Linked DNA regions of Homo sapiens: region 2 is linked to region 1. Evidence: chromatin contacts called from ENCODE Hi-C or POLR2A ChIA-PET data. All regions are on one chromosome and are shown on one strand. The core of a region is the stretch at or near the end of the contact, and the rest is flanking DNA. Distances in the headings are between cores, read along the strand shown.

Region 1 (4,384 bases), core at 564-3,063:
TCAGAGCGTTGCCTTGTTCAGCCTCTGCTAGAAATGTGCTTGTCGGTTGACTCAAATTTTTTGCCGCTCTGTGCATGTTGGTGAATATCTGCAAAAGGACTGTGGGTCGGGCGCAGTGATTCATGCCTATAATCTCAGCACTCTGAGAGGCCGAGGCGAGAGGATTGATTGAGGCCAGGGGTTCAAGACCAGCCTGGTCAATGTAGTAAGATTACATCTCCACAAAAAATAAAAAACTAGCTGGGCCTGTTGGCATAAGCCTGTAATCCCTGCTTCTCCAGAGGCTGATGAGGTAGAATCCCTTGAGCTCAGGAGTTTGAGGCTGCAGTGAGCTATGACTGCATCACTGCACTCCAGCCTGGGACACAGAGCAAGACCCTGTCTGAACAAATTAAAATAAATAAATAAATAGGGCATGGTGGCTTATGCCTGTAATCCCAACACTGTGGGAGGCTGAGGCAGGAGGATTATTTAAGCCCTGGAGTCTGAGACTAGCTTGGACAATGTAGTGAGACCTCTACTCTATAAAACATAAAAATAAAAAATAAAATAAATAATAGCCAGTTTGAAAAATGCTTACCCAGTAAGGGAATTATTATCTTATCTCACACAATTTTGGGGGTTATCGTCTCATATTATTTTTGAGGTTGCCTCATTGACTTGCACTGCTTGAGGTTGCAAAACTACTGAAGAAGTGGGCTACTGGTAGGATTCTTGCTGGTGACGCTGACAGGCTGCTGGGAATCAGTGTGTACGGGAGCTGGCTGTGCAATCTCTTCCCAGCTCTACATTCTGGGCCTACCTTCTGGGTAGTTTGAAATTGGCCATGGTGGGTGTATTTACACCACAGAAATCTGCAAATGCCTCAAGTCAGGGCTTTTTCTTGGAAGAACTGGTGGTTAAACCGTAACCAGCACGCCATTGCCGTGAGCTCTATTTATAGATGCTGAATCAATGACTTCATAACCCAAGAAAGGAACGCTCATACAGCCAGAGACCCTTCTAACCTCTCCTTGCACGAGTCTTCATGCCTTATATCACTTGTTTGGATACTGCATTTCTTCGGCTCTTAAGATATGTAACCCCAGCTCTAAAAGCTTAAATTTGATGGCTTCCTGCATGCTTCCTAGGACCACACAACTATTACAGCTATAGAAATAAAATCTGACTGAGTCTGGGCCCTCTAAGCTTTGTTCAGTGACCTGAAGGTCACTCCATGTTCCACAGCCCCTACCCCCAACCTCCAAGCTAGCACGCATCCCCCTGCAGCACCCAGAGCCGGGTCCTCATGTAAACTTTCATCACCTCTTTTTTTCTGTTTAGGGTCCAGACAAGGGTTTCTTTTGCAGACAAGTCCCCTGGCCTCCCAGCCTGGGGTGCAGGCACCCGTCTGCCCCGCCTGCAGGTCTCCTTGAGCCGGGTAAGTCACTGCAGCCCGTTCCTTCAACACCTGGCAGCAGCATGCGGACAAAGAACTCATGCTGTTGTGCTGAGCCTGGTGATTCAGGCTGTAAAACTGCAGGCCAAGTTGTTAAACCCAGATTCAGGTAGACAGCCAAGCAGGGCCAAGGCTGCCCTGCATCTGGGTTTTGGCAGACAGAGCAGTTTCCCCATCTGTGGGGGCCTTGGTGTGGCCTTTCCCTCCAGGAGGCAATGTCGGTATAATTTATTGGGCCATAATTGTTGAAAGGAGCAGTCCTTCAGGCCATTCATTCAGGCCAAAAATATTTCTTTATTGAGCGTTCCCAGTGTTCTCAGCCTTGTGCTATGTGGTGGGGGTGGGGTGTGTGTGTTGGGGAAGTCACGAAAGAGACCAAATCCCACTCGTTCTGCAGCAACGGAGTGGCAATGGCAAGCAGGGCTTGCTACACACCCCGCGCAGAGGCGGCAAGTCCTGCTGGAGAGTCTCAAAGGAAGAGCTCCTCCAGTGGCCTTGAATTTTGCCAGGTTTTGCAGGACGAGTGGGATTTAGTCCATGAAGAGTCCGGCAAGGGCACCGCCCCTGGGGAATCAAAGCACAGGATGGGTGGGGAAGGGCCCAGGCTCGCCCAGGGAGTGGTGAGTCCTATGTGTGGACAGGCAGGGCCCTGGAGAAGGTCTCCTGAGAGACAAGCTGGAGATGTGGCACGGCCACCTGGGAGAGGACTCTTCAATGACAGGATAGAGTTTGGACTTTGTTCTGTAAGATACAAGGGACCTCACTGAAAGTTTTTGAGGAGAGGAGTGGCATGACCCGCTCCATGTCACACGAAGGCAAGCTGGTGTTTCCACTCTCAACGCGAGAGGAGTTTTCTCCAAGAGGAGCATAGCGATGTGCTGCCGATATCAGGCCGGGGGGTGTGAATGAAGGAAGAGGGTTGGGTGTGTGTTCAAGAGCATCTCTTTTGTACTCACCGGGTTGTTTCCATTGTCCTGCTGCCACCATCTGTAGGAGATGTCAGAGATAACAGTGTGATTCCTAATAATCATTGTAGCAATGATAATAGTAACCACAAAAATAATCAGTATAGGTGAATTGTATTAAGTAATCTCTATGTGCTAGGCCCTGAGCTAAATACACCACATGAATGATTGTGTAAAATACTTACGTCAACCCTATGAAGTAGACATTATTATTTTCCCCATTTTACAGATGAGAAAAACCAAAGCACAGAGAAGTAAGTGCACTTGTGCAATGTCACACAGCCAGGGAATGGAAAAGGGAAGGCAACAACCCAGCATTGTCTGACTCCAGAGCCTGAGCTCTGTTCCCCTCCACTATAGCCCTTTCTGAGATGCAGCACTTCCTCTAGAAAGCACTCTCCAGTGTATCTGGGCAGGATGGGCAGTGGGAGGCTGGATGTCAACCTGGGGAGGTGGTTTAGTAAGGGGTTGGAGGACTGTGTCCAGAGGGTGCTGAAGAAGCCCTTGGGCTTGTCCACCCAGCCCTGGGGTTCCACTTACGTTACTTCCTTGGCTTCTACAGGTATTTGATGTTGAGACCCTATCAACACATGCTTCCCTGGCCAGGCACGGTGGCTCACGCCTGTAACCCCAGCATGCTGGGAGGCTGAGGCAGGCAGATCACCTGAGGTCAGAAGTTCGAGATCAGCCTGGCCAACATAGTGAAACCCCATCTCTACTAAAACTACAAAAATTAGCCGGGCATTGTGGCAGGTGCCTGTAATCCCAGCTACTTGGGAGGCTGTGGCAGGAGAATTGCTTGAGCCTGGAGACGGAGGTTGCAGTGGGCTGAGATTGCACCATTGCACTTCAGCCTGGGTGACAGAGCGAGACTCTGTCTCAAAACAAAAATAAAGCAAAACACATGCTTCCCTGACTACTCACAGGTGAAGTGAAGGTGGGAGGGATAAAGCAGATGGATCACAGCAACAAGACCCAGGAAGATCCGGTCAATTGATGAGCATCTAGTGAAAGTTTAATAGGAATAATGCAAAATCTTGTAATGGTCCATGAAATCACCACACTGTACTAGTGTGGACACAGGGGTACGGCTTAATACTAATGTGATGCCAAAAAAAAAAAAGAAAAAAGAAAAGGAAACAAACACTTAACTTTTGGTTGATGAAAATCTCAATATGAATCAACAGTGTTATATGAATATCAAAAAAAAGCTGTGACTGGCACTTTGGGAGGCCGAGGTGGGAGGACACATGAGGTCAGGAGTTCGAGGCCAGCCCGGCCAACATGGTGAAACCCTGTCTCTACTAAAAATACAAAAATTAGCCAGGCATGGTGGCGCGTGACTGTAGTCCCAGCTACTCAAGAGGCTGAGGCAGGAGAATCACCTGAACCCGGGAGGCAGAGGTTGCAGTGAGCCAAGATGGCACCACTGTACTCCAGCCTGGGCAACAGAGTAAGACTCCATCTCAAAAAAAAAAAAAAAAAAAAAGCTGTGACTGCAGGCTATATCAATAGAATTATAAAGCAATTGTTTGGCTTCCACATAGACGGTATTCAAGGTGTGCTATGTAGCTCCCAGGAAGAGTATCCGTTAATTGCACAGAGTAGAGACGAAGGGAAGACAGACTTTGGCACAGGGTAGAGAAGCTGCTCGGAGGTGCCCAGATGAAATAGCAGAAAGAATACCTGGCGGGAGCCGGTGTGTTCCCGGGAAACTGGAGTGTTCAGGCTCGAACAGGATGGCTGCTTGGCAGAAAGATGGAGTAGTGAGGGAATCACTGGAAGACGATTGGGCTCAAAGAACTTCATGTCCATTTTGACCCTCACTTTCCATGATTCCATGTGCTAGAAGTCTCTTTGGGGAAAGGAAAGTGATAACCTCTGTGTGTCGTTTCAGGTGTGAGAGCTACACCTGCAGCATTAGTGCAGAAGTGAAGCCTCTGGAGAGAAAGCATTGGTTGACTGTGAAAGCACATGGGGG
Region 2 (4,384 bases), core at 1,051-3,550, 250 kb after region 1:
GAAGATGACTTGATGGAGATGAGTGCTTCCAAATCAGTGCCAGATGATGAGAAAGAAGATGTAGAATAAGTAGTGCCAGAAACAAATTCATATTAGACCATATAACAGAATGATTCCAGTTATTCAAAAGACTGCTTTTGACTTCTTTTACAACATGGACCCTTCTATGATATGGGCACTGAACCAAAAGCAAAAGGTGGAAGGATAGGTGCCATATAGAAACATTTTTAGAGTAACATTTTTAGGGAAATGAAAAATAAGACAGAAATTACAACGTATTTCTGTAAAGTTACACTGAGTATGCCTACCTCTTCTGCCATCCTTTCCACCTCCTTCATCATTTCCACCCCTGCTACCCCTGAGACAGGAAGACCAGCTCTTCCCCACCCTCCTCTTCAGCCTGCTCAGTGTGAAGACTACTAGGATGAAGATGTTTATGATGATCCACCTCCACTTAATGAACAATAAATGTATTAGTCCGTTTTCACACTCCTATAAAGAACTGCCCAAGACTGACTAATTTATAAAGAAAAGAGGTTTAATTGACTCACAGTTCTGCATGGCTGGGGAGGCCTCAGGAAACACAATCATGGCAGAAGGGGAAGCAGGCATGTCATACATGGCAGCAGGCGAGAGAGGGCACATGAGAGAGGAACTGTCAAACACTTATAAAACTAACAGGTTCCACGAGAACTCACTATCACAAGAACAGCATGGGGGAAATGGCCCCCATGATCTAATGACCTCCTAACAGGTCCCTCCCTTAACATGTGGAGATTATGGGGATTAAAATTCGAGATGAGATTTGAGTGGGGAAGCAGAGCCAAACCATATCAATGAATATATTTTCCTTATGATTTTCTTTTCTCTAGCTTACTGTGTTACAAAAATACACTGTATAATACATATAATATACAAAATACATGTTCATCAATGATTAATGTTACAGGTAAGGCTTCTGGTCAACAGTAGGCTCTTAGTAAAGTTTCTGGGGAGTCAAAAGTTATACATGGATTTTCAACTACCCGGGGGAGGGGAGTGCCTCTAACCCCCGGCACTGTTCAAGGGTTAACTGTATTTACTAAATGAATATGTATGCTTATGGAATACTGCACACTCTTCAAGCCTTGTATTCCAAGTGGATACTGCTACCTTCATTTCCCATTCTGCATTGATTTTTCAGGAGGTACATATTAAAAAAAAAACAACAACAGTAATTATTTTTTAAAAAGACATCATCCAAAAGGAATGTAGCAAAATTTAATTTTGAAACCGATATAAAATATCCTGTAGCACTCTTGTGAGTCTGCTGCAGTACCCTGGGGTGTCAGTGCACAGTTTCGGAACTGTGGCTCTACTTGAATTAAACACCTTGAGATAAGTCTTTTTATTTGAGAGAGCTAAAGCCCTTCTTGAGCATGGTTCAGAGTACTTGGAAAATGGAAGTACTTTATTCTGTATGAGGTAGCGTAAGTAAATCTGTGTATCAGGGTGGGATTCTGGAGAGCAAAGTAAGAGGATTTTATAAAGAGATGGACCCTGACAAGATGATGGCAGCTGGGTGCCCTGGAGATAAAATATGGCGAGTAAAAAATTGCCTGTGCCTGGGATGAGTGAACAACTTCAGTAATGCTGATAACTAGTAATCAGTTTTGTTTCTTATCCTATGTAGTGTTATAATCCTTCTCCATCAACTTAAACCTTCCACAAAAATTAGCTCTTTACTTCCCTAATATGTGTATAAATAATAATTTTTCTGCCCAATGAAGTTTTAATCTTTAAACTATTATCTCTTTGTCTCAAAATGCAGTGTCTAAGGTCCTATCAATTTTAATTATACAGCAACTCCTGGAACTATGTCATCCTTCCTATTAATATAACTTTAGTTGATAACTCTCATTACTTTGTAAACCCTACTGCAACACTTTCCTGCTCTGGCAAAGCTCCTTTGTTCAAAAAACCTTAAATGACTCATTTCCTAAACAATAGTAGCTCAAGTTCCTGAAGTGGCATTAAAAATCCTCTAAATCTGACAGTAATCTATCTTTCCTATATAATCTCTGATGACTCACATCCACAAAACTCTTACTTTGACCATATGGAGTTTCTAGCTAGCCTAAGTATAAATCCTGTACCTTTCTATATCCTTTCCTTTGCTGGTGATATTTATTCACTCTGTAGAATCTGCTCTTCCTTTTCTACTTGGTCAACTAAAGCAAGGACTGGCAAGTGTTTTCTGTAAAATGCCCCAATAAATATTTTAGGTTTGCAGGCCACATGGTATCTGTTGCAACCACTCAACTCTGCTATTGTAGCGTATGGCTCATAGGCCATACTTTGTTGACCTCTGAACTAAAAGGAAAGAAGAAAATACATACTAAGTAGAAATGAAAACAACAACCCAGATAAAAATAACATTGGAGATAAATATTAATAGAAAATCCATTTAGTGTGGTAATGAGAGTGTAGCTTCCTCTTAGTAACGAACTACATAAAGAAATTGAAAACTAAGGCAGATTTAGAGAGAAAGAAACGATATAATTACATTTCCTAAAGTTTTCCCTTAAAATGAGGACATCTGACTATTTTCTGAGGCTAGCACTAAATCAATACAAGTCCTTTACATTTGAGTATAACACCCAATTTCCAGGGGGTAATACATTATCTTGCTTTAATTGCTGCTGCTTTCTATCTCTAACTCCCAACCTGACTCAAATGTTTCTCCCTAGATGCCTCTGAGAATAGTTTCGTTGAAAACAGATCTTCTAGCTTCATCACAAGACAAGGTCATTTATATAATTTTTTTACAATGTGAGTGCTTTCGTCTATTGAAAGAAACAAAAAATTATCAAGTGGTAGAATGTGCTAATAATTATGCAAAAATTATTTTGAAATTTTTTTTAATTTAAAAAAGTGAATTGCAATCATAGAAGGTTGCAGTTCATAAGCCAGGCCAATGTAGACTACATTTAAAATATAGGTGCCTTCTGTGATTGTGAAAGTGCTGCAGGGAATAAACCTCTTCTAATTTAAACTATGGCTTGCTTTTTGGCAAATTACTGCAATAAACACTCTCTATGTCTACATTTCTTATATGTGGCACAAAGGAAGCTATGCTTCTTTTTGTATTTACTTTTATGTTAGTTTACTTTTAAACTAACACTTGTAGTATGTTCCCAGAAAAAAATTTAAAAAAAATAGCAATTGATAATAAAGCAGCATGCAGTAGTTTAAAAAGAAATCACTGGGCTAAAAATCCAGATACTCAAATTCTGGCCTGGGTTTGGACTAGCTACTAGGCAATCTTAGTGATATATAGTATTTAATCTTGATGAGTTTTAGTTTTTTCATTTGTGAAAAACAGGAGATTGGGTTGGATGACCTTGAGAAACACCTTCATTTCAAAAATTCTAGAATTCAGTTAAGTCTTAAATCAACTGATTTCTTTAAAAAATTGAGGTAAAATTCACATAAAATTATATTCACAGTGTTGTGCAACCATGACCTCTATCTACTTCTCAACATTTTTAGCACCCCAAGAAGAAACCCTATCTTCCCATTAAAAAGTTATTCCCCATTCCTCACTCCCCACAAGTCCCTGGCAACTACCAATCTGCTTTTGTTTCTGTGGATTTACCTATTATGGATACTTCATATAAATGGAATCATACAATATGTGATCCTTTATGTCTGGCTTCGTCCATTTTCTTGATATTGAGGTTCACTCACATTCTATCATGCATCAGTACTTTATTCTTTTTTATGAACGAATGATATTCCATTGTATGGATCTATCACAATGTATCTTCCTGCTTGTGGACATTTGGGTTGTTTCCATAACAATTTTTTTGCATAATATTTTCAGAAGCCATAAATAACATAAAAACATGTACACATCAAAGGTGCACTTTTAAAAAAGATTTAAAGGGATATTCTGAATAGGGAGTCCCTTTTATCCAGAAATTGACAAATCTTGGTGAGCCAGAAATGAAACTAATTGTAACTTCTGATTCATGAAACTAATAATTGAGGTTTTAGTGGAAATTTTATAAACACGAAATTTTATATATGATGAAGAAGTTTAAGAAATACATGGATCAGGCTCTGAAAGAGAAGCAGAGAATACAAGTGATCTTGAAGTACCTAATTGAAGATGATTCTTCTTTTTGGCCATATTTTATCATAAAGTGATTTTAACTGTTTTAACTTAACAGAACACAAAACAGTGATTTTTCTCCAGTTACTACCAGACACAGTTGTTTTAAATCTGAGTTAAAAATGGCAAAAATGCAATGATTTTTTTCTGTGTAATTGTTTTGGCTCTCTGAAGTTTGCATTGTTTATTTCTATGAAAGTATCACTTTATAAGTGGAAAATGACTAAG

The links. Hi-C counts contacts between places; a loop is a spot of excess contacts on that map. ChIA-PET counts read pairs that join two places held with the same protein, here RNA polymerase II (POLR2A).
Region 2: a map of PC-3 shows a loop between it and region 1 (8-fold over the local background). The contact joins two enhancer-like sites. A Hi-C loop is called at or near these places in 1 of 168 maps with a recorded cell type or tissue (PC-3). POLR2A ChIA-PET finds 5 or more read pairs at or near these places in 1 of 52 experiments (activated naive CD4-positive, alpha-beta T cell).

The regions. Positions count from the first base shown.
Region 1 is chr10:74,751,145-74,755,528 of GRCh38, reverse strand. It overlaps LOC124902459 (a long non-coding RNA gene), which reads right to left. Exons shown (of 2, transcript XR_007062201.1): 1 at 4,090-4,384; 2 at 1,713-2,425. Among named protein-coding and RNA genes, the nearest start is that of KAT6B, 73 kb to the left of the region's middle. RefSeq lists an enhancer at 606-2,126. Within about 2 kb of position 1,813, at least 2 of the 41 ENCODE cell types and tissues checked have a DNase peak (open chromatin) inside an H3K27ac peak, as active enhancers do; they include PC-3, where a contact is called at or near this core.
Region 2 is chr10:74,501,052-74,505,435 of GRCh38, reverse strand. The region is part of intron 6 of ADK (adenosine kinase); the gene reads right to left. Among named protein-coding and RNA genes, the nearest start is that of ADK-AS1, 26 kb to the left of the region's middle. Within about 2 kb of position 2,300, at least 4 of the 41 ENCODE cell types and tissues checked have a DNase peak (open chromatin) inside an H3K27ac peak, as active enhancers do; they include PC-3, where a contact is called at or near this core.